5 separate regions of the Homo sapiens genome follow, and regions 1, 2, 4 and 5 are each linked to region 3. Evidence: read pairs that join two places in POLR2A ChIA-PET (ENCODE). Cell type or tissue: MCF 10A. All regions are shown on one strand. Each heading gives the region's core, and the rest is flanking DNA. Links, peaks and the distances in the headings are about the cores only. Region 1 has its middle 80 kb from the start of PTPN1. Region 2 overlaps PEDS1-UBE2V1 (PEDS1-UBE2V1 readthrough). Region 3 holds the start of PEDS1-UBE2V1 (PEDS1-UBE2V1 readthrough). Region 4 overlaps PEDS1-UBE2V1 (PEDS1-UBE2V1 readthrough). Region 5 has its middle 87 kb from the start of PTPN1.

Region 1 (4,804 bases), core at 230-4,229, 280 kb before region 3:
TGGCAGATGGTTCAGGACCTAGAGGACCTGAATTTTGGCCTGGGAGGGGAGGGTGGCCTATGGAGAGTTTTTAAAAATTTATTTTTATTTATTTATTTATTTATTTATTTATTTATTTTTTGAGACAGAGTCTCACTCTGTTGCCCAGGCTGGAGTGCAGTGGCACGATCTCGACTCACTGAAACCTCTGCCTCCCAGGTTCAAGTGATTCTCCTGCCTCAGCCTCCTGAGTAGCTGGGATTACAGGCACATGTCACCACGCCTGGCTAATTTTTGTATTTTTAGTAGAGACAGGGTTTCACCATGTTGGCCAGGCAGGTCCCGAACTCCTGACCTCAGGTCTCCCAAAGTGCTGGGATTACAGGCATAAGTCACCATGCCCTGCCTGAAGGGTTTTATTTATTTGTTTGTTTGTTTGAGATGGAGTCTTGCTCTGTCACCCAGGCTGGAGTATAGTGGCACGATCTCAGCTCACTGCAACCTCTGCCTCCCAGGTTCAAGCGATTCTCCTACCTCAGCCTCCTGAGTAGCTGGGACTACAGGTGTGCACCACCACACCCGGCTAATTTTTGTATTTTAAGTAGAGATGGGGTTTCACCATGTTGGCCAGGCTGGTCTCAAACTCCTGACCTCAGGTGATCCGCCCACCCTGGCCTCCCAAAGTGCTGGGATTACAGGCGTGAGCCGTCATGCTCAGCCCATTGGAGGGTTTTAACAACAAGGTTCTCTGTTGCTTCACAGTCTCAGCCTTCTCCCCATTTGCAATTCTGCGTCTGTGTGACTGAGTGGTGTTGGGCTTTCCATCTGATTGTGAGTTGCTAGAGGGGGCAGCCACATTCATCCTGATCTGCAAATATCTGTGTCTGCCTCTTAGACTGTGTTGGTCTTAGGCTGGGTGCCCCCAGAAGCAGACACCGAGGCAAGGATTCAAGTGATTTGTTTGGGTGGTAGTCTTAGGAAGTAAGGGAGTAAGGGAGTGGGGACATGAGACACAGATGAGAAGACACACACAGGGGACATTTTTGAGCAAGTTACTGGTCTGGGCAACTGGGGCTCGATTCCACTGGGGAACTCTGGGAGCCAGTGTAAACATGCCTCCAGGCTATTTCCACCAAGGGGCAAGGAAACCGGCGTCTTCCTCCATCACCTCCTGTCAGTGGTTGGTTAAGGGCAGCTGCCAGGGGCATGATCTCTCAGGTACTCCGCTTGTCCTGCATGGGCTCAGTGGGGTGTGGTGGCCAGAGAAAGCCCTTGGCAAAAAGATGGAGGTGCTGGCGGCCTGAAGCCTAGGCCAGTGAACAGGACTGGTGGGTGCAGAGGGGCGTGGCTGCCGCGGCCACAGGGTGCAGTCTGTACTTCAGTAAATGAGCCACTGCTCACCAACAGAACAGCCTCTGGATGCGGATCAGGCCCAGGCGCCACTCCCTCTTGAATTTTTCACAAATCCCGGGAGTTCCTCAGGGGGTTACCTTTCGCTTCAGTCTCTTGGTTTTGTGTGGCTGAGATGGAAGGTTCTGGAAGCCTGGCCTGCCATCCTAGAAGGCTGGGGCTCACCACCTCCTGGGAATTGAGGGAGGAGAAATTTGGAAGTAGTTCCCTCAACAGTCCCCGCTCTTGTCTCACATGGACGGATAGACAGACAGATGGGCAGCTCTGATGGTGTGGGCCCTGCATTCCAGGAGCAAAACCCTTCTCTCCCTCCCCCACCGGGGAGAACTGGACCGTATTCAGATGGCACCATGCCCTCCACCCACCACCCGGAAACTGGCCTTGCTGGCAACGGGTGGGTGGGGAGGAAGGCTGAACTGTTGGGGCTTGTTCCCGGCCTCGGGAGCGGGGCAGGCGGCAGGGGTGAGTTGCAGGGATGGGCTGAGGTTAGAGATTCCTCTTGATGAAAATCCCTTGCCCCACAAATGGGCCTGTGTGGACAGAGAGGGCGAGTGATAGGAAGATGCGGTGAGGGCAGAGAGACGCCTTCCAGGGGAAGAAATCAGAGAATCCTGCCCAAGACCTGGAGCCCGCGAAGCCTCCCACCTCCTGGGGCACCAGGTGAGGGGTGGGCAACCTCTCGTGAGACCAGGGCTCCTCGCCCACAGCCCTGTTGATTCTTTCTGGCAAGGGCCGTGTTGTGCGCTGTAGGGTACCGAGCAGCATTCCTGGCTGCCACCCACTAGGGCCGGCGGTTGGCTTCCTCTCCCAGTCGCGGTGATTGAAAATGCAGGGCTGGGCACGGTGGCTCACGCCTGTAATCCCAGCACTTTGGGAGGCCGAGGTGGGCGGATCGCTTGAGGTCAGGAGTTTGAGACTAGCCTAGCCAACATGGTGAAACCCTGTCTCTACTAAAAATACAAAAATTAGCTGGGCGTGGTGGCGGGCGCCTGTAATCCCAGCTACTCAGGAGGCTAAGGCACGAGAATCGCTTGAACCCAGGAGGTGGAGGTTGCAGTAAGCCGAGATCGCCCACTACACTCCAGCCTGGGAGACAACGGGACCCTGTCTCAAAAAAAAAAAAAGAAAAAGCAAAAAGAAAAAAAAATGCCTCCGGGCATTGTCAAATGTCGCCCAGGGTACAAAAGTGTCCCTGGTTAAGACCCACTGCACTAGACCCGCTGAAGAAAACCCCTTAAACCAACCAGACAGGGCTGGTATGGGCTGGCATGGGGACTTGCATGGGGCTGGCATGGGGACTTGGGACTGCTCCCCCTTCCACCCTCTACTGCTTCTCTTTACTCCTTCCCCAGATTGGCAGATCTGGTTCTGCTACCCTCCCCCTGGGATCATTTGGGCAGGGGCTTAACCTCTCTGAGCTCCATTTTCTCATCTGAAAAATGGGCCTTAAGAGGCCTTCTTGCACAGGCCCATTTGGAGTGATGATTATAATCATAACGTTGATGGTAATAATAAAACAGCTCACAATTTCAGAATGCCAACTTTGTTCCAAGCCCCGTGGTAAGTGATTTACATGTCTCAACACATTGAGGCTTCACACCCAGTGTGTTAGGCTGGGGCTGACAGTGCAGACACCCACTGCCCATGCCCGGGCTGCTAACTTGCTATTTTCCCCTCCTTAGGGTGTCACATTCCACATTCCAGCCAGTGGGAAAAGGAAAGGGGGAATGGCATACCCTTTCCCTTTAAGGTACAACCTAGGCTGGGCACAGTGGTGTGAGCCAGAAGTCCCAGCTACTCGGGAGGCTGAGGCGGGAGAATCACTTGAGTCCAAGAGTTCTGGGTTGTAGTGCGCTGTGTCAATCGGGTGCCTACACTAAGCTCAGTATCAACATGGTGATCTCCCTGGGAGAGGGGAACCACCAGGTTGCCTAAGGAGGGCTGAAATGGCCCAGATCGGAAAGGTCAAAACTCCCGTGCTGATCCAGTAGTGGAATCACTCCCGTAAATAGCCAGAACACTCCAGCCTGGGCAACAAAGTGAGACCCTGTCTCTAAAAAAAAAAAAAAAAAAATACAGCCTGGCTGGGCATGGTGGTTCACCTCTGTAACTCTAGGCCAAGGTGGGAGGGTCACTTAAGGCCAGGAGTTCGAGACCAGCCTGAGTAACATAGCAAGACCTCATCTCTAAAAAAATTAAAATTAATAATTAAAAAAATAAAGTACAGGCTGGGTGCAGTGGCTCATGCCTGTAATCTCAGCACTTTGGCAGGCTCAGGTGGGGGGATCATGAGGTCAGGAGATCGAGACCATCCTAGTCAGGTGAACCCCCCCGTCTCTACTAAAAATATAAAAATTAGCTGGGTATGGTGGTGTGTGCCTATAATCCCAGCTACTTGGGAGGCTGAGGCAGGAGAATCACTTGAACCCAGGAGGTGGAGGTCGCACTGAGCCGAGATTGTGCCACTGCACTCCAGCCTGGTGACAGAGCAAGACTCCCTCTCAAAAATAAATAAATTAATTAACTAATAAAATAAAATAAAATAAAATAAAGTACAACCTGGAAATCAGCCACATAGCTTACAGTCACATCCCGTTGGCCAGAACTTGGTCACATGGGTACATCTGACTGCAAGGGAGGCTGGGAAATGTACTTTTTATTGAGACAGTCCTATGCTCAGCTACAAGTTCATTACTATGGAACTAGGGGAAGATACTTAGGGACAACTAACAGTCTCAACCACATTCCATTTCACAGATAGGGAAACTAAGGCACAGCATAGTTAAGTGGTTCCTCAAGGTCACAAAGAGAGTAAGGAAATAAGACAATGTGTGTAAAGTGCCAGGCAACATTTAAGTGCTCAAAGCCAGCCTTCTCTAGCCACGCTCTTCCCACACATCCTTTGAGTATCATCCATTGAAATTTATTTGTTTCAAGGGTCCCCTTTAGAGGAGCATGCTGGAATTTCATGCACCGTGAGGACTGATAAGTTTTCTTCTGCCCTTGAAATCCACACCCTTTAGGTCATCCAGGTGAGATCCACAAAATAACCCAATGGTTTTCAGGATAATTTCTCAAGCAGAGCAAAGGACTCACATGCCCCAGTAGGAGATATGTTGAGGCAAGTTCCCGGCCAGAAAGATTCTCCTCAACTACACGGAAACTGAGGCCCAGAGAGGGGACAGGACTTTGCCGAGGCCACACAGCCAGCTTCTGACAGATCCAAGACTAGGTCCCCAGCCAAGGAGCACTGGCATCTCCCCAGGACCTTTTCCTGTTTGTGTCTCGTGTTAGCAGTTCTCAAATGTCTCATGTTCTGTGATATTTGAGTGTGAGGCAATTAATCACCTTTGCATGCTCCGTGTGTCTGGGCAGGGCCTGTCACATGGTGGGGTGCCTGGGTAGGGCCGTGGTC
Region 2 (4,804 bases), core at 247-4,246, 52 kb after region 3:
ACAAAACAGATGAAGTTTTACTCTCATGGAGCTTATGTTCAGATGGGAGACAGACAAGAAACAACCAATAAAGTGAAAATGAATATATTTACAATGTCGAGTGGCAATGAGTACTATGAAGAAAAATAAGGCAAGATAAGGGAATGGACAGTTAGACCCTTGGTTGAGGACAAGGGAACCAGTCAGCCATTCACAGCTCTGGGACAGAGAATTCCAGGGTGAGGGACTCACAAATACAAAGGCGGGATGTAAGGATGCCTCTTCAGAAACTTAGAGAAGGACTGGTGTAGCTGGAGGAGGATGGGGGAGCAAGGCAGAGTGGCACAAAATGATGTTGGCGAAGCAGGTGGGGCTCTCTCGGCCAGGTGACAAGTTTGGGTGGATTGCGGGTGCAACGGGAGGCCAAGAGTAGGCTTCTGGTAGGAGAGCGAGGGCACCTAGTTTACCTTTAAGAGGATCGTCGGCCGAGCACGGTGGCTCACACCTGTAATCCCAGCACTTTGGGAAGCTGAGGCCAGCGGATCACCTGAGGTCGGGAGTTCGAGACCAGCCTGACCAACATGGAAAAACCCCGTCTCTACTAAAAATACAAAATTAGTCAGGCATGGTAGCGCATGTGGGAGGTAATATATCCATTACTCTGACCTGTCTTTTAAAAACAGAGTGGTAGACCAGGTATCCTTACGTTAGTGATTCTGGGTCATGACACCCCAAGATCATTGGTGAGAGTACAATGAACATGCAAGGATGCATACAAGGTTGCTTTTGTGTTTGTTTTTTAGAAAATGAGGTTTGCAGACCTTTTGTCCTTTTTTACTCGATTTAAAAAATTTTCAACAGGTATTTATCTGAAGTACTGGGTACAGGCCAGTTTTTTTGTTTTTTGTTGTTGTTGTTTTTTGAACTACCACCACAGTCATGCAAATGAATATGAGCTGTTGAATTAATTACCCTATCTTCTACATCTCTTCTACTTCCCATCACGCAGGCCTATAAGAAGTTTGATGCCACATGTTCGGTCACAGTGTTTGCTCTAGGCAAATGCTTCTGGCTCTATATCCTGAGACGTTAGCAGTAGCACACCCCAAAGCTGATCATTACCTAGGAGACTTGGATATGCCTTATCTCTTGCCCTACTCTGAGCCTTTTGCAGCTCCCCCCGATTACCCTTAAGGTAAAGTCCAGTAGTAACATGGCTCCAACCTCTTCATCTTTTGTCAGATTTCAGAGAAGGCTGTGAGCCCTCAAAGGCTAAGTAACAGTGTCCTCTGGTAGGTTCTGTTTCTCGTGCTTTGATATGGTTTTATTTCATTGCCCTTTGTGTATATCTTGTTTCCACACTGACACCTTAGACTGTGTTAGGGAGACCCCAGTTTTTATTTTGTTCATAGCCCCTAGATTGTCTAGCAAAGTGCTGGATAGGTATTGGATAACTATCACACTGAGAGAAGGTGTGTGTGCCTATATGTTACTGATAATTTATGTATAGGGAAATTTTGACAAGCAGGTAAAAAGCCAAGCAAACTTTTTTTCACTGTGGTCCTGAAATGTGTAAAATTTTTTTTTTTTTTTTTTTTTTTTTGCTTATAAATGTGAAGTCCAGTTCTATACACATTAAACATCATGAGAATTGCTTGAACCTAGGAGGCAGAGGTTGCAGTGAGCTGAGATTGCGTCATTGCACTCCAGCCTAGGGAACAAGAGCGAGACTTTGTCTCAAAAAAAAAAAAAAAAAAAGTTCTTTGAGGTCTTCAATGATTTTGAGAGTATAAAGCATTCTTGAGAGCAAAAGGTTTGAGAACTGCTGTTCAAATGAAATAAATGTTTATTGTAATTGTTCAGTAGATAGCAGTTATAGATATTTATATGTATATCACAACTCCTAGTTGCAATACAGATAGATATTGGCCAGTCCAAAGTTTTTCATTTATTAAACTGTTTCTGGTGCTGGCTTTACAACTTGAGTCAGAATCAAATTGTCCTATAATGCAGGAACAAAAGAAAGCTGACCTTTCCCTCTGTGGGTCTCAATTCCTGTTCCAAATCCTAGCCTAAAATAAATTGACCTGACTTATTTCTTTGGTTCAGTTGTATGTGTGGGCTTTGCACACTTGTTTTTAAGTAATCGAATATCTAATCCAGTAGAAATGTATGTTGGAAGTATAGGATTAATTACTAATATATTTTGCCCTACTTCACAAGTAAAAATTAAATATCAGAAAATTATAACTTGAATTCACTGTTTTGAAACTAATAGCAACAAGCTTGTGATATTTGAATGTTAGGATTTCCTAATCAGATCTGATTGTTAGGTGAAAAGGTAACCTTTCAGCCATAGAGAAGTTCTTTGCTTAAGTTTGCAAGAGGAATAGTCCTACTATAAATAGTCCAGCTGACATTTAAATACCTGACATAAGAAACTAACACATTTTTTTGTCTTGCCAAAAAGAGCAACTCAAAATAGAGGTCACTTGTGTAATACAGCTTCCATTCAGTAATGAAGGGCTTAACTGTAGAAGCTGTTATACTTTGCCATTTATTTGACAGTCTTAACACTTTTTTTTTTTTGGAGATGGAGTCTTGCTCTGTCACTCAGGCTGGAGTGCAGTGGTGCAACCTCAGCTCACTGCAACCTCTGCCTCCAGGGTTCAAGCAATTTTTCTGCCTCAGCCTCCCGAGTAGCTGGGACTACAGGTGCACACCACCACGCCCGGCTAATTTTGTATTTTTAGTAGAGACGGAGTTTCATCATACTAGCCAGGCTGATCTTGAACTCTTGACCTCATGATCCACCCACCTCGGCCTCCCAAAGTGCTGGAATTACAGGTGTGAGCCACCGCGCCCCGTCTTTTTTTTTTTTTTTTTTTTAAATAGAGACAGGTTCTTGCTCTGTTGCCCAGGCTGGAATGCAGTGGCGTGATCATAGCTCACTACAGACTTGACCTTCCAGGCTCAAGCAGTCCTCCTGTCTCAGCCTCCTAAGCAGCTGGGACTACAGGTGTGCACCACCACACCCAGCTAATTTATTTATTATTTTTTGTTTATTTTTGGTTTTTGAGACAGGGTCTCACTCTGTCGCCCAGGCTGGAGTGCAGTGGTGCAGTCTCGCCTCACTGCAACCTCCGCCTTCCTGGCTCAAGTGACCCTCCCCTCTCAGCCTCCTGAGTAACTAGGACTACAGGTGGGCACCACCATGCCCAGCTAATTCTTGTATTTTTTTGTAGACATGAGATTTCTCCATGTTGCCCAGGCTGATCTCGAACTCCTGGCCTCAGACGATTGTCTTGGCCTCTCAAAGTGCTGGGATTACAGGTGTGAGCTGCCATACCCAGCTGACCAAGTTTTAGTAACATTAAAATCATTGTCCATTAAAAGTTAGTCACTTAAGGAATGCCGTTAAGTGAGATTCCTACTCAGAGAAGAACCCTTGATCCTTATTGAGATGAAGTGCTGGACAACCAAAGCCCTAAAGAAGCTGAGGGAGCTTGGCTTATGGATTCCTAGGGGAAGGAGCCTTCTGGACAGCAGGAATGACAGTCGCACAGGCCCTGGGTAGGTCCTTGCGTGGGGGTGCAGTTGAAATGGTTCCTAATTGGTTTTTTGTTATGCAAATAACATGGGATTGTTGTAAAAAAATCAGGAAATAGAGAAAGTAGGGGGAATCATCCATAATTCTTTTACCCAGAGATAACAGCTGTTAACATCTTGTTCTGTATCCTTACCAACTCTATAAAGCTCCTTAAGATGTCACTTATCATCTATATGAGTTTGCTAGTGCTGTCATAACAAAATACCATAGACTGGGTGGGGCTTAAACAACAAATTTCTCACAGCTCTAGAGACCAGAAGCCCAAGATCAAGGTGTCAGCAGGTTTTGTCACATTCTGAGGTACTGGGAGTTAGGACTTAAGTATATAAATTTGAGGGGAACACAGTTCAGCCCAGCCCATAGCACGATCTGTGAACAAGTACCTCAGTCATCAGCCTTCCTATCAATATGATTCTTTTGATGTTCATTTTTATTAGTGCAGGCTTGTAAATTAACCAGTAGTAATGTAGTGACTTTTCCCCCGCTAGCCTAATTAGGATTATTAAAGATTTAGATTGAACCCTTTCTGAACAATAGTTGTGTTGTCTGGCTTTTTGCCTATAATGTCACCACTATCTTTCAGTTTTATGTTTGCTACAGGAGACTTAATCCAGTATAGCTGAATAATCCAGTTGGCTGCTGTGCAGATGAAAATGCCAGTGTTTTCCAAACAAGCAGTTCAAGTATGCTTGCAGGTTTTGCTGTTTCCTTTCAAATACCATATGTAGTACTATTTAATATTTTTCTTGTAATCAACTGACTCTTTTGCTTACATTTATTTTAAAGGAAACTTTTACCATTATTATAAATGGGAAGTTAGTATATTACTTACCCTAAATAAGTTATTCTTAAACATAAATACGTGACTGTAAAACGAAGTGTTCAATCACATACCACCGAAAGTCCTCTAACATACCACTACCAACTCTGTCCTTCAGTTGCTTGGACCAAAAACCTGGGAGCTGTAGTTGACTCTTGTCTCTCACACCTCACAGGCAACCTGATAGCAAATCTCCACAGCTCAGACCTCTGAAATGCCTAGAATTACGCCACTCCTCACTACTTTCCTGCTATCACCCTGGTCCAAACGGGTATTATCTTTTGCTAGGATTATTGCAGTAGCCTCCTAGCTGCTTCTGCCCTTGCTCCCTTCACTCTCATCCTCACACAGCAGTCTGAGGGATCCTATTAAAAACAAGACAGATCATGTCACTC
Region 3 (4,804 bases), core at 348-4,347:
CGGAATTCACCAGGACTTGGGTTGCAACCCATCCCTGCCACTGGAAGGTGGCTTTTCCTTCCTGGGAGCAGGTGTGGGAAAGAAACGGAGGGAGCATAGGCCTGGGTGGGGACAGTGGCTGTCTATGGTAGGAACACTCAGGAAACAGCCCTGGGGTGACTGGTAGTGCAGGAATCCAGGACTTAAACCCTCAGAGAACCTGGATTCTGGAAGGGGATCTTACCTTCCCTCTCTGCTCCCCCAGCACCTTTCAGGACCTTCCACAGCCTCTAGGGAGGCTCCTATGTGATCTCACTGTATGGATTTTTTTTTTTTTTGAGACCAAGTCTCACTCTTGTCACCCAGGTTGGAGTGCAGTGGCGCCATCTCGGCTCACTGCAACCTCCACCTCCCAGGTTCAAGTGATTCTCCTGCCTCAGCCTTCCAAGTATCTGGGATAAGTAGCTTGCCTAATTTTTGTATTTTTAGTAGAGACAAGGTTTTACCATGTTGTCCAGGCTGGTCTCAAACTCCTGGCCTTAGGTGATCCACTGGCCTCGGCCTCCCAAAGTGCTGGGATTACAGGCCTGAGCCACCGCGTCCAGCCTGTATGGAATTTTTTTTTTTTTTTTTTGAGACGGAGTCTCCCTCTGTCGCCCAGGCTGGAGTGCAGTGGCGCGATCTCGGCTCACTGCAAGCTCCGCCTCCCGGGTTCACGCCATTCTCCTGTCTCAGCCTCCCGAGTAGCTGGGACTACAGGCGCCCGCCACCGCGCCCAGCTAATTTTTTGTATTTTTAGTAGAGACGGGGTTTCACCGTGTTAGCCAGGATGGTCTCGATCTCCTGACCTCATGATCCGCCCGCCTTGGCCTCCCAAAGTGCTGGGATTACCGGCGTGAGCCACCGCGCCCGGCTGCCTGTATGGAATTTCTATGAGAAATTATTGCATACTTTGTTGTCGGTTAGACCTGGGGTAAATCCCTGCTGCTGTCATTTATCTGCCGAAGTATTAGACGCATCTGGCTGAGCCTTAATTCATTCATCAAGCATTTATTGAGCTTCTACCATGTTCCAGCCCCGATCCTGGCACGGGGGCCCTGCTGTAAACAAAGCTGTTCTCTGCCCTCAGGAGCTTGCTCTCTGATAGGAGAGACAGGGACTGCAAGCTCAATCCCCACCAGAAGCGCTGTGAAGACAAAACAGGGTGATGTCACAGTGACTGGAGGAGGGGGCACCTTTGAGCAGGGTGGTGGTGGTGGGGCTCTCTGAGGAGGCAATACCATTGGTGTTTAAGAGTCAAATAAATGTTGCTCGTCTAGCTCTTGGTCCAGCACCTGACAGATATTAAGCGCTCAGCAAATCTCATAGTGACCCTAGTTGTCATTTTCATTAGTTTACTGTCCTCGCCACCGGGAGAACATGAGCTGGGGAGGATGCGGGGCAGGCTCGACGTTTCTCCTCTTTGGGCGCACAGCACAGAGCTGGCACACAGCTGATGAACACATGGCACCCGAAACCTCTGCACACAGTAGGGCTTGATAAACCAGCCCACTCTCCATCGGCCTCGCTAGGGAGCATCGTACAGAGCACCCGCCAAATGCTTCCTGGCCTCGGCCCCAGCCCGGCGCCCTGCCCTCGCGTTCCTTGCACACAGTGGGCGCTTAACGCTGCCGGCTCAAGAAATGCCCATTTCTGGGCCCTGCCTCGGCCCATTGCATGGGCCCGTGAACCGAAGCCTAGCTGGGCGGCGACGCGCCGCGAGCTCCCAGTGGGCTGGAGCCGGGAGCCCTGCCGGGGCTGAGCTGGGAAGGCGGGCACGCGCCTCCGCCCCAAGCTTCCGCGCCCAGCTGCGTCCAGCTGCGTCCCAGCCTCCGGCTCGCGGCGGTTGGCTGCGGCTCAGCGACGTCCGATTGGCCTGCGCGGCTCCGGCGCGAGCCCCGATTGGCTGTGACGCGCGGCCGGGCGAGGACCCCGCCCGCGCCGCCGCCGCGCCCGGCGCTGGGCGGTCATTGGGCGGCGTGATCTCGCCGCGGTTCCGCGGCCCTGCCGCCGCCGCCGCCAGCAGAGCGCACCGGGCCGATCGGGCGAGTGGCCATGGCGGGCGCCGAGAACTGGCCGGGCCAGCAGCTGGAGCTGGACGAGGACGAGGCGTCTTGTTGCCGCTGGGGCGCGCAGCACGCCGGGGCCCGCGAGCTGGCTGCGCTCTACTCGCCAGGTAAGACCTCTGGGCCCCCCTCCAGGCCTGCGGTCACCAGCCCCGGCTGCGGACAGCGACCCCAGACTGGAGTCCCAACCTCGGGCCCAGATGCGGAACTCCAGCCCGGGTGTCTAACTTGCAAATAGCAAGTTCGGGGACCCCACCCCAGTGTCCCTTCCGAACCCAAGCCAGAACCTTGGCCCCGGGGTTTCCTGGCTGCAGAGACACTCCCCAGATCAAGAAATTACCATGAGCTCCCTGGGCGACAAACGGAGCTCCCATCGGACCCGCAGATACGGAATCCTAGCCCCGGGGCATTCTCGGTTGTGAAGAGTGCTCCTAGACTTAGAACCCCACCCCCTCATCCCCCCAGGACCCGGTCCAAGCCCAAAGCTGCCCTTCAGCTGTAAGCACTGCCCTCAGGCCCCTAAAAGTCACACCTCATCCTGGGTTCCCCAGATCTGGAATCTACATCCTAGTACCTCCTCTGTGCCCTAGCCCAGGCCCTGGGCTGCAAACAATGACCTCACCTCCCTAACCTGGGAATGTCAGCCCCTCTGCCCAGGGAACCCTAACTCAGGGGCTTCCAGCTGCACGGTACCCCCCACACCCTTCCCCCAAAACCCCATCCTAGTGATAGCTTCAGTGGCTACAGACCGATATCCTCTCCCCAACCCTCCAGTGGTGAGCATCAGTCCTTGCCCCATATTCCTGGATCCCAGGCAGTGAGGGGACTGAATGTACCCCACTGTAAGCTCCCCTGTACATAAGCCCCAACTCTAGCTCTTGCCCCTCCCTCACATCCATGTATTGGCCCCTTCCTTAGGACTTGGGACTGGAACCCCCATATTCCCCAGACCAGATCATAAGTTGGAGTTCACCTCTCCCTCTCTGTCCCTTTCCCTCAGGCCACGGTTTCTCCCTAGCTTCTTCCTGCTTTGCTCACTGTATATGCTCCAGCAAGCACCCCCCCTACACCCACTTTTGTGACTCCTACGTGAGCCCTAGGAATTTTACTGTTTGGCCTCAGGAGGGCCCTATATCCCCAGGAGTTAAGGAAGTGCCTTTGAGAACTCCTGGTTCAGGTGACTGGGAGGCACCTCTACCTGGGTGTCACCATGGAATGAAGCTTTGTTTGTCAAATATCCTGACATCCTTCCTTTTTCTGTGGGGCAGCCACCAAGCACCACATGCAGCCCTTGCCTGGAGTGGGCCTGGGGTCACTAGCACCTTAGCTTTCTGCCCTCACTGGCCTGGGTTCCATGCCGTCTCTTCCTTAAAAGGCGGCATGGCCACGGACCATTTGCATTTCCTCACTGGGTCCTAGACCACTCCATTCTCTGTATGTGATTTTTCACACCTGACTTGGGCACCTGGTCCATGCCGCTATGGTTTCTTCAGGCCTATACCCAAGACACCCAGCCTATGGACTTAAAACCTCCTGCTCTCCTGGGGGTAGGCCAGGGTTAACATCCTGACTCTGTTATTCAGCTGTATGACCTGGTCCAAGCCACTTTCCGTCTCTGTTTCCCCTTGGTTTCCTTGCAAGTTAAAGTTTATCTGCCCCTTCGTGTTAGGAAGTGGAAATGAGATCGTCCACTGGCATTCAGTAGGCACTCCCTGTTGTTGTGTGGGTTTTTTTGTTGTTTTTTGTTTTGTTTTGTTTTATTTGTTTTGAGATGGAGTCTCACTCTGTTGCCCAGGCTGGAGTGCAGTGGCGTGATCTCGGCTCACTGCAAGCTCCTCCTCCCGGGTTCACGCCATTCTCCTGCCTCAGCCTCCTGAGTAGCTGGGACTACAGGCGCCCGCCACCATGCCCGGCTAATTTTCTGTATTTTCAGTAGAGATGGGGTTTCACTGTGTTAGCCAGGGTGGTCTCGATCTCTTGACCTTGTGATCCGCCCACCTCGGCCTCCCACAGTGCTGGGATTACAGGCGTGAGCCACTGTGCCTGGCGCCTCCCTGTTGTTAACAGTAGTCTGACCTTTGCTGTGGGGGATCCGCCTCACCTCTCTGGTCCTCAAACTCCCCACCTGGGAATTGGGGATAAGGATTCAAGGGCCTCCCTCTTTAGTGTCCAGCTCTGCCTGCTCCTGTGAACCCTACCTACTTTCAGACAGCCCAAATCATTCCCAGGCATTCTGAGCCTCCCCAGGGATTGCTGTTTCCCCACTCCACCACGATCAATTGCATATTTGTCCATTTCTGGTTTCCCCAAGTGCCCTTCACTCTCTGAAGAACAGCCATGCCTGAATCAGAGTCTGCAGACAGCCTGGTGCCCCAAATCTGCAATCAAGGCCCTTTATCTCCTCCAGACCTGGAGGTAGGGGAGGAGACTTGCCAAACTGGTTTCTCCAACTTCCTTTCCACTGGCCTCTCTGCTTCTATCTGCTCACTGTGTGATCTTGGGGAAGTATTTGACCTCTCTGGGCCTGAAAAAGTGAGAGACCAGGCTCAGTGCATATTGAACACCTATGTTCTAGTCCATGTTCTAGGCTCTGGGGGCAGAATGGTGAACAAGACAGAAAAAAATGGAGCTGGCCGGGCGCGGTGGCTCACACCCGTAATCCTAGCACTTTGGGAGGCCGAGGTGGGTGGATCACTTGAGGTCAGGAGTTCGAGACCAGC
Region 4 (4,804 bases), core at 328-4,327, 68 kb after region 3:
ACATTTTGTGCACAAGTTTGCGTCTCTCTGAAGGAAATTGCTAGGAAGGGGCCTGCTGGTCTGAGCATGCCCATTTCACATGTTGATGAGCACTGCCAAACGGCTCCACAAAGCATGAGCCATATCAACAAAGTGGAAAGTGTTTGTTTCATGATCAAATAATGAATCTTAAGAGCAGTATTTCTCACAGACGCAGAATGTTCCAGCAATTCTCCTTCAGGCACATTTCCTTTGCTGAAACCTTTTTAGCAGGTCCCTGGAGCACTCATGAACAAAATAAAAAAACCAGAAACCCTGTAACCCTGGTTTCTATTAAAGTCTAGCTTGGGGCTTTTTTTTTTTTTTTTTGACAAAGTGTCGCAATGTCACCCAGGCTGGAGTGGAGTGGTGCAGTCTCGGCTCACTGCAACTTCCACCTCCCAGGTTTAAGCAGTTCACCTGTCTCAGCCCCCCGGTTAGCTGGGACTACAGGCACCTGCCAATATGCCTGGCTAATTTTTGTATTTTTAGTAGAGACAGGGTTTCATCATGTTGGCCAGATGGGTCTCGAACTCCTGACCTCAGGTTATCCACCCACCTCGGCCCCCCCAGATGCCGAGATTACAGGCGTCATCCACCGCACCCAGCCTTAGCTTGGGGTTTTTTGTTTTTTGTTTTTTGTTTTTGAGATGGAGTCTCGCACTGTCGCCCAGGCTGGAGTGCAGTGGCGCAATCTCGGCTCACTGCAAGCTCCACCTCCCGGGTTCGTGCCATTCTCCTGCCTCAGCCTCACAAGTAGCTGGGACTATAGGCGCCCACAACCACACCCGGCTAATGTTTTGTATTTTTAGTAGAGACAGGGTTTCACCGTGTTAGCCAGGATGGTCTCGATCTACTGACCTTGTGATCCGCCTGTCTCGGCTTCCCGAAGTGCTGGGATTACAGGCGTGAGCCAGCTCACCCGGCCTTAGGTTGGGGCTTTTAAATGACCCTTCAGGTGTGTGTCTGTGATGACTTGAGGCTTTTTTTTTTACTGTCTTCCAGTGAAATTACCAGATGAATATCAGTGGTGAGAAATTTGATTCCTTAAAATGTAAGGAATTTCATTCTTGAATTGTGTGACAAAACCAGGGAGCATGATTTTTGCTCCATTCAGGATCTATTCAGTCAACACTGAGTATATAGTTGTTGATGGAGACTATGATAGGTTCTGAGGATGGATCTGTTATATTCTCCATAAATCTGTATGTGAGTCATGCCTTTGTTTGCTTCCTACTTGTTCTGTTTACTGGGTTTTTTTTTTCTTTGAGGAAACACCTTAATTGCAATGAGGTGTTTATTTTATAATATAAAAGTGTGAAGAGAAACATTCAACAAACATTTGAGTACCAATTCAGTTGAGGGCCCCTGTCAAGGCCCCCACCCTCCTTTTTCTGTGTTTAGTGAGGGTGTCTGATGCATAACTGAGCCTCAGTTGGGAGGGGCTGAGGGGATCGGGAACACTTCCAAGGGGAAGCAGCTGGGGTGAGAGCCCCAAGGTGGAGAGAACTTGGCAAGGTTGAAGAGGAATGGTGGGCAGGGGAGGGAGAAGAGTAAAAGAAGAGGCAGTTAGGGCTGCCCGGGTCAGTCTGGGAACTTTGGCTTCCTCTTCAGGTCACTAGGAGCCATCAGAGGGTTAAGCCAGCAGAGACAGCTTCCTGTTTTTAAGACGTTGGTCTGGCTGCTGTGCCGGGAGCAAGAGAGAAAGAGACTTGGGGGAGTTCAGAAGAGGTGACGGTGGTGGAGGAAAGTGGATGGATATGGGGTCTCTTTCAGAGGTAGAACAGTGGGGTCTCTTTCAGAGGTAGAACAGTGGGACCTTCTGACCACTGGCAGGTAGAGGGTAAGGGAGAGGGGAATTGGGTTGCCTGCTAGTTTTTGCTTTAGCTAACTGGGTAGATGCTGATGTCATTCACTGAGGAGGAAGAGGGCAGGTTGAGGGTAGGTAGAAATTCACAGTTTTGGTTTGGTTGTAGTTTGGGATCCCTGTGGACAAGAAAAGTTTCCATGGGTATATTATGAATGCCTTCTGAATCAAGGGTTTAAATCACATCCTCTGATTTATTCTCCCCAAAGACCACTAGATGCCGCTGTTTACACGGGAGCAATTATGCAGTACAAGACTCCTTTCCTGAGGAGAGGGCACGGATGCCGGAGAGGGTACTGATGCCGGAGAAGGCACTGATGCCTGACAGGGGAACCCACAGAGAGGGGAGCCCCTGCCTTTGAGGGGGTTACTCTTTACTGGGAGACATCACCCTTCAGTGTGGTCTTCAGACACATGTGATAGCAGTGTGACTTCATATGGGATAGAAAGCTAGGGACTAGGTAGTGTTTGAGCTGGGTCTTCAGGGTTGCAAGGCATTTCAGGTGGGGGCAGGACGCTCCAAGCAGAAGGAACAGCCGGGCAACAGAGCGCATCTCCCTGCTTATGGGGTAGATGGTACAGTGAAGAGGTTATTGGCATAGGGGGTTGGACTTTTCAGTGTTTCTCAACAAAGGCACAGTTAGCCTTTTAAAGAAGGACGGTTTTTGGCTGGGTACGGTGGCTCATGCCTGTAATCCCAGCACTTTGGGAGGCCGAAGAGGGCAGATCAGCTGAGGTCAGGAGTTCGAGACCAGCCTGACCAACATGGAGAAACCCTGTCTCTACTAAAAATACAAAATTACCCGGCCATGGTGGCACATGCCTGTAATCCCAGCTACTCAGGAGACAGGAGAGTCACTTGAACCCGGGAGGCGGAGGTTGCGGTGAGCCGAGATCGCACCATTGCACTCCAGCCTGGGCAACAAGAGCAAAACTCTGTCTCAAAAAAAAAAAAAAAAAAAAAAGACTGCTTTTCCCTGTGCTGCCTCACCCATTGAATGCCAGTAATCTCTCAGGTCAGACTACCAAAAAAAAAAAAAAAGACTGCAGGGAGGGATGGAACACCCCAGTTGAAATCCCTTACCCAGTGCCTAACCCCGGAGTGATGGAGAAGGGGGAAGCAGCTCTGAGTCTGCACCCCTCCCTCGTCTTGTCTTAATTTTGAGGTTCTCTAAAGCAGTGACCTGTTCTGTGCTTTAATACCACATAGTGTTATTTAACTGATTGGCTGATGATCCTGGTGAGTGGACATTTAACTCGGCTTCCTAGAATAGAGAATGCCTCTTACCATTCCCCAGAGAAGGACTGCAAAGTAGAGAAATTAACATAAAAACAGGTCCCTCTGATTAGACTTAATACTAAAAACTTCACTGGTACTAGCTTAAATGCTCCATCTTCTTTGTATTCCCCCAAGGCCCGGAAGTCATATAAACTAGTGTAGGAACTAGTATAGAACTGCTGACCTACCACAGAACAAGTAGACTCCATGCTGGAAGCAGATGTACCAGTTCTACAGTCAGGGATAAATGGGGTTTCACAAGCTCTACCTTTTTGAATGCTTTGTTTGTAATTGCGTGACATCTCCGTACTCTTTTTTTCCAGACAATTTATGAAAACCGAATATACAGCCTTAAAATAGAATGTGGACCTAAATACCCAGAAGCACCCCCCTTTGTAAGATTTGTAACAAAAATTAATATGAATGGAGTAAATAGTTCTAATGGAGTGGTAAGTTGTTTTCTCTGTCCCACTTGTTCCTTGGAGTTGACAGTTGCTTTGTACTTAACATCAGGAGCTTTTAGACTGGGCCCAATTCCTAGGTTCTTTGGTTATTTGTTGATAAACTGTATCACTGTGCATAGGAGCACAGATTTGGGATGGGGCCTGTTTCCCAATTATATCTGGCGATCACTCATATAGCACTTACCCTGGGCTAGTTCTGTGCTGGTCGCTTTGAAATATGAGCTCTTTCCTCATGCCACCCCAGTGAGGTAGAGATGAGGAAACTGAGGCACAGACGTGGAAGATCTTTCCCAGGGCTACACCTTTACCCCCCTGGGCCTTATTTGTGAACCACTGGCATGTAATATTTTTTTCCTTTAATGGCCTTGCTTTTTTATTTTTACTACCATAAATGAAAAACCTGTCTCAGTTGTCATAACTGGGCAATAATGGCAACAGTAAATATTACAAAAACAGAGCAATGTTAATAAATCTTGACTCCATGTGTCATTTGCCAAAAGCTTTGAGCCTTTGAGGCCTGCTCTCCTGTTCAAAGAGGAGATCAGCAAGTGTTGAAGGGATGCTACACATGTTAACGTCACGCCAAGCCTTCGTCTTTGAGATACTCAGAAGACTGGAAAATTGAAAAGAGATGAGCTTTGTTACAGTGTGTTTAGTGTTTAATCCTGAATCTGAGTTCCACCTAAAGTCCTGAGCCCAGAGCTCAACCTGTGCTTTGGGGAATTTATTTTGGGAAATGCTGCCTTAACCTGAGAGGTGCTGGCTCTGTGGCAGGCCCTTGTCACTGGAGCAGGTGTCCTGGCCACCCTTTGCCTTGGCTGTCCGTACTGCCCTGCATGCACATCTGTCCCCCTGACCTGGGCGCAGTGAAGAGGACAGGTCCTGAGCCCGGCAGCCGCCAGCCCAGCAGCGGCCATTATTGAAGAGCCAAGTAGGGCTGGGTTGAGTCTCACCCAAGTGTCAGTACCACCGTTTCCTTATCCCAGATAGTAATGGTTCAGGGCACAAAAGGGAAAGGCAGGCTGACTGGAGGGAGGGACTCTAGCAGGTAGGTATTCCGCATGTAAGGTATTAGGATTAGCAGCAGGTTCAGCTTAAAAAGTACATCTTACTCCAGTTTGCACCTTAGCTTAACCCCGGCATATAGCTATTTTGTTTGAGAGTCTGAGAGTAATT
Region 5 (4,804 bases), core at 551-4,550, 270 kb before region 3:
TGAGTATAACTTGCCAGGTAGAGTAATTAGCACTTCATTTACGCTAACTCATTGAATAACTTTACAACAACCCTATGTAGCGGATACTATCGTTCCCTCCATTCTCCATATAGGGAAACTGAGGCACAGAGCTAGTCAGTAACATAACTGGGCTGCCACAGTATAGAGCCAATTAGCTTCGGCTAATATAGAGCCAATTAGCAAATGGCTTCGGCCATAACGACATCCATCATTTACTTAAAACGAAGTTTGGCATTGTCAGCCCAGGAGTCCTCCAGCCTAGACCTTGGCCATGCTCACTGTCTTAAGATGGGGGCTGGGATCCTGTATCCCTTTTTCCCAATGGATGTGTCCAAAACAAAAAGGGAGGAACAGCGGCAGTAGTGCCAACTCCTTAGGGAGAGAAAGTCTCCCTGGAGCACTCATCCCCGCTGACTTCTTGTTGTACCTCATTGGCTAGAGTCAGGTCACATGCTCACCTTGGTCCAATCACTGGCAGCTTGGAATGGGTGTGGCATGCTTGACTAGACCAATCACATTCATCCCCTGGGGCCAGGCACTATGGCTGCCATTAACCAGGGTTCAGTTAGTGAGGAACAAGGGAATGGGTGTTGGGCAAGCAGCTGGTGTCATCTGCCCCAGCAGCTGACGTTTACTGAGCATGTACAGTGAGCCAGGCTCTGTCCTAAGCTCTTAATGTGTAATATCTCATCAGGTCCTCTTGTTATTTATTATTATTTAGAGACAGGGTCTTGCTGTGTTACCCAGGCTGGACTGCAGTGGTGTAATCCCAGCTCGCTGCAGCCTTAAACTCCTAGGCTCAAGCAATCCTCCTGCCTCAGCCTCCCCTGTAGCTAGGATTATAGGAATGAGCCACCACACCTGGCTAATTAAAAAAAAAAAAAAAAAATTTTTTTTTTTGTAGAGATGGGGAATCTCGCTATGTTGCCCAGGTTGGTCTCAAACTCCTGGCCTCAAAGGATCCTCCTACCTCAACCTCTCATGCTGTTATTAACCCTGTCTATGAGGAACAACCTGAAACCCAGAAAACTTAAATGACTTGCTCAATCAAGATCACTCACCCAGCAAGGTGACTAGTCTAGAGAGGGTTACCAGATAAAATACAGGATGCCCAGTTAAATTAGAATTTCAGATACACACAAAAAAAAATATTTTAGGAAGCTAAGCAGTGGTGTGAGGGCTCAGGCACACTTCGTCTGCATAATAAGCATGAAGGAGTATCTCTTGGTTCCGCAAAGAATTAGACATTCCCCCATTTTTCATGAAACTTGACCCCTTTTGGATTAGCACTTGTTTTCTTCTTTTTGAAAGAGATACAGTTACAGAGAAATACGTCCCTGCTCTCAGAAAACAACAGTGTATGCATTTTGATGAATGGCACCCGACATTCAGCCTCAGGACCAGGGAGGCAGCAGGGAGAGTTGGGGAGTGTGGGGGAACTGGTGTGTCCACTTCAAATACCCCTGTCCCCAGCTGACGGTTGCCAGGTGGGAATGTGGATTTAGCCCAGTGAAATCTTACAGTGTTTTAAGGGAGGTAGAAATCTGAATTTTTATGTGAAATCTCTTGATTTATGAACATTAGCTCAAATTTAATTAAAATGCCCTGTGGGCCAAAGGAAATCCGTCTGCTGGCTTGTGGGCAGCCGGGGGAAAGCCTCTGCTGATCGGCTCTGGAAGTGGAGGCTGCAACTGCCTCAAAAAGAGGAGCGGAGCAGAGGCTGGGCTGGAGGCAGCCTGGGGCCTGGAGTGTGCTTAGGGTTAGGAATTGCAGCCAGACCTGGGTTCCATTCTCCTCTCTGCCAGGTAACTGCTGTGTGATGGTAGATGGGTTGCACAGCTTCTCTGTTTTCCAAAGCATTTAGAGTAAGTAATTGTATCCATTCTCCTGTGAGGATTCTGCTGAAGGAGCTGACACAGTCGAGGCACCTGGCGTGTAGTGGGTGCCCAACAAACACGAATCCTCTCCCCTCCCCTCCCAGGGCTCACTTAGGAGTTGGGGATTTGAACACTGCTTTTCCAGCTCCCCTTCCCTCCCTCTCCTCACTCCCTCCTTGCTTTCTCCTCCACCTCTTCCTGCTTCCTTTCTTCTCATTTTCTCTCTTCTGTCATTAAACAGTGGGAAAAATTAGGACCAGGTGTTAGGAGACCTGGGACCGGGCCCTGGTGCTATTCCTGTCTTGGGGTGAGACTTGGGGAAAGGCTTTTCTCATGGGACCTTAGTTTCTTCCTCTGTGAAATGGGCAGTTCTGATTGGAGACACAGGTGCACTTCCTGGTGCCAGGGTCGTGTGATTCTGTGGGGCCTTGGGGGTCACGGGGGGAGATGGCAGCCTTGGTGGTGATGGGAGGGGGTGGCTGGGGTAGGAGGCATGAGTCAGAGTGTGCTCTCAGGGCTGAGGAGCAGGAGAACATCCCGGCACATAGCACCCAGTGATTAGCAAACCGCAGGAAGGCAGAAGGCCGAGTCATCAGCGAGCTTGTAAACACTGTCCAAGGAGAGCCAGGCCCTGCTTGTCTGGGATTGGCCACAGGCCCCTCCCAGGGATTTGGGGTCAAAGTTCTTCATAAATCATCCTCCCAGAACACGAGAGCCCCACCCTCCTTCCAGACTTTCATTTATTTATTTATTTATTTATTTATTTATTTATTTAGAGATGGAGTCTGTCTGTGTCGCCCAGGCTGGAGTGCAGTGGCGTGATCTCGGCTCACTGCAGCCTCCCCATCCTGGGTTCAAACAATTCTCCTGCCTCAGCCTCCCAAGTGTCTGGGATTATAGGCATGTGCCACCACACTTAGCTAATTTTTGTATTTTTAGTGGACACGAGGTTTCACCATGTTAGCCAGTCTGGCCTTGAACTCCTGATCTCAAGTGATTCGCCCACCTCGGCCTCCCAAAGTGCTGGGATTATAGGCGTGAGACCCCACGCCTGGCCCCTTCCAGGCTTTCTGTGATCTGACTTCTGCTCACCTCTCCAGGGCCATCTTGAGACACCTTCTCTCTCACCCTTCTCAACTCTTGCCAGGCCAGAGCCTGGTGAGTTTCTGGATATATGCAGCTCTCTTCCTGCCTCCAGCCCTTTGCACAAACTGTTCCCTCTACCTGGAATGTTCTCTCCGTCTCCAGACCACAAGACAAAGTGTCCTTATCATTCCAATTTCAGCTCAAACATCACCACCAGTGGGAAACCCCCTCCCATCCCCAGGTGAACTCAGGTCCTCTTGTGGCCCCATTTACCTTCCCTCCAAACCACTGGCAGCCATCTGGGAGCTGTATTTATAGGCTTTTGTGTTTGCTCAGTCTGTCTCTTCTTTTCCTGAGGGTGGGGACTGGAGGAGTCATTTCTGCTGCCGTAAGTCAGTACCTGGCACAGAGCAGGTCAGCAATGAATATTTATGAGAGGAATGAATTGGTGAGTGAATGAAGTGCTCAGAAGGGTTATGGCAAATCCTCCAGGAGCCAGGGGAGCTCGGCATTCTCTCCATTAGTGATAGCATATCAGCCCAACCCTCTAATATTGCCTCACTGTACTTAGAGGAGAAAAAAAAAATCCAGATTTTTCCCTTGGCCTTCCCGTTTCTCCCAGGATCTAACCTGCTGAACTCTCTGACCTCCTTTCCTACCAGCTGTGCCCGCCTCCCACTGCATCCCTGTCCCAGTTCCAGCCATGCTGGCCTTTCTGTTTCTTTACAATACCAGGCTTGTTTCTGCCTCAAGGCAGCTTGCTTTTCTGTTCCTCGTGTTTGGAATGCTTGTCCCTCAGGCCTTATTATCATTTATATCTCAGCTGTGCTGCCTCCTGAGGGAGGCATTTTCCCACCCTCATTGTCCAAGAGATTACCCTGTTTTGTTCTTTCCCAGGATACATCACTATCTAAAATTGTTTTGTTTATTTACAAATATTTGATTGGCTTTTAGCTGAGTTCATGGCTGTGCAGAATAAACACAGACCTTCCTAGCTTCCCTTGCAGCTAGGTGCAGCCATGTGCCTGAGCTCTGGCCAAGGGGTTGAAATTAGTAGTGTGACAGGTTTCTGGACTGTTTCCTAGAGATTTAGTTGATGCCTGCCTTTTACTCATCATCCTTCCTTCTCCATCCTGTCATTCTGGAAGGCAGACGTGAAGGCCGGTGCAGTGGCCTTCATCTTGGATCATGAGAAAGTGGGGCCCACACCTAGAGATGGCAGACTGGTGTCCAGGAAGAAGCTGAGATACTGAGAGCTTCATAGAGTTACCAAATCCATCCCAAACTGCCTACATCTGGACTTCATTCACATGAGAGGAAAAGAAACTCCTCTTTTATTTCTTAATTTTTTCCAAATTTGGTTTACTACATTTTATTATGACTACATTTGTATGTCCCCAGGCAGTACAATCTGATATAAAATGTCAGCTAGAATACACACTGGGTCTTTTAATTTTTAAAATTTATTTGTATTTTTATTTATTTATTACTTTTTTGTTTATTTATTTTATTATTATTTATTAATTTTTTGAGGTGGAGTCTCGCTTTGTCGCCCAGACTGGAGCACAATGGTGCGATTTTGGCTCACTGCAACCTCTGCGTCCTGGGTTCAAGTGATTCTCCTGCCTCAGCCTCCCAAGTAGCTGGGATTACAAGCACCCGCCACCACACCTGGCTAGTTTCTGTATTTTTAGTAGAGATGGGGTTTTGCCATGTTGGCCAGGCTGGCCTCAAACTCCTGGCCTCAGGTGATCTGCCCACCTCAGCCACCCAAAGTGCTGGGATTACAGGCGTGAGCCACCAGGCCCGGCTGGGTGTTT

What was found. ChIA-PET counts read pairs that join two places held together with the same protein. Peaks named below come from ENCODE experiments on the same cell type or tissue, not always from the same donor. Only the 100,000 strongest peaks of a DNase experiment are listed, where the experiment ranks them.
Region 1: POLR2A ChIA-PET joins it to region 3 with 18 read pairs; 3 of 35 experiments call an interaction of 5 or more read pairs at or near these places.
Region 2: POLR2A ChIA-PET joins it to region 3 with 13 read pairs; 33 of 35 experiments call an interaction of 5 or more read pairs at or near these places.
Region 4: POLR2A ChIA-PET joins it to region 3 with 24 read pairs; 15 of 35 experiments call an interaction of 5 or more read pairs at or near these places.
Region 5: POLR2A ChIA-PET joins it to region 3 with 12 read pairs; 3 of 35 experiments call an interaction of 5 or more read pairs at or near these places.

What each region holds. Positions count from the first base shown.
Region 1 is chr20:50,427,830-50,432,633 of GRCh38, reverse strand. It overlaps the pseudogene RN7SL636P. Among named protein-coding and RNA genes, the nearest start is that of PTPN1, 80 kb to the left of the region's middle. In MCF 10A, for the core only: no CTCF peak of the experiment used is centred there; DNase peaks (open chromatin) are centred at 1,753 and 3,113.
Region 2 is chr20:50,098,350-50,103,153 of GRCh38, reverse strand. All of the region lies in intron 5 of PEDS1-UBE2V1 (PEDS1-UBE2V1 readthrough), which reads left to right. All of the region lies in intron 1 of UBE2V1 (ubiquitin conjugating enzyme E2 V1), which reads left to right. Among named protein-coding and RNA genes, the nearest start is that of UBE2V1, 12 kb to the left of the region's middle. RefSeq lists an enhancer at 3,229-3,892. In MCF 10A, for the core only: no CTCF peak of the experiment used is centred there; no DNase peak of the experiment used is centred there.
Region 3 is chr20:50,150,907-50,155,710 of GRCh38, reverse strand. It overlaps PEDS1-UBE2V1 (PEDS1-UBE2V1 readthrough), which reads left to right and starts at 1,988. Exons shown (of 8, transcript NM_199203.3): 1 at 1,988-2,194. The coding sequence starts at 2,074. It overlaps PEDS1 (plasmanylethanolamine desaturase 1), which reads left to right and starts at 1,988. Exons shown (of 6, transcript NM_199129.4): 1 at 1,988-2,194. The coding sequence starts at 2,074. RefSeq lists a silencer at 1,555-2,234. In MCF 10A, for the core only: a CTCF peak has its summit at 3,214 (motif pointing right); DNase peaks (open chromatin) are centred at 1,910 and 3,210.
Region 4 is chr20:50,082,938-50,087,741 of GRCh38, reverse strand. It overlaps PEDS1-UBE2V1 (PEDS1-UBE2V1 readthrough), which reads left to right. Exons shown (of 8, transcript NM_199203.3): 7 at 3,488-3,613. UBE2V1 (ubiquitin conjugating enzyme E2 V1) reads left to right here. Exons shown (of 4, transcript NM_001032288.3): 3 at 3,488-3,613. Among named protein-coding and RNA genes, the nearest start is that of UBE2V1, 28 kb to the left of the region's middle. In MCF 10A, for the core only: a CTCF peak has its summit at 2,080 (motif pointing right); a DNase peak (open chromatin) is centred at 2,111.
Region 5 is chr20:50,421,013-50,425,816 of GRCh38, reverse strand. No RefSeq gene overlaps it. Among named protein-coding and RNA genes, the nearest start is that of PTPN1, 87 kb to the left of the region's middle. In MCF 10A, for the core only: no CTCF peak of the experiment used is centred there; DNase peaks (open chromatin) are centred at 2,486 and 3,146.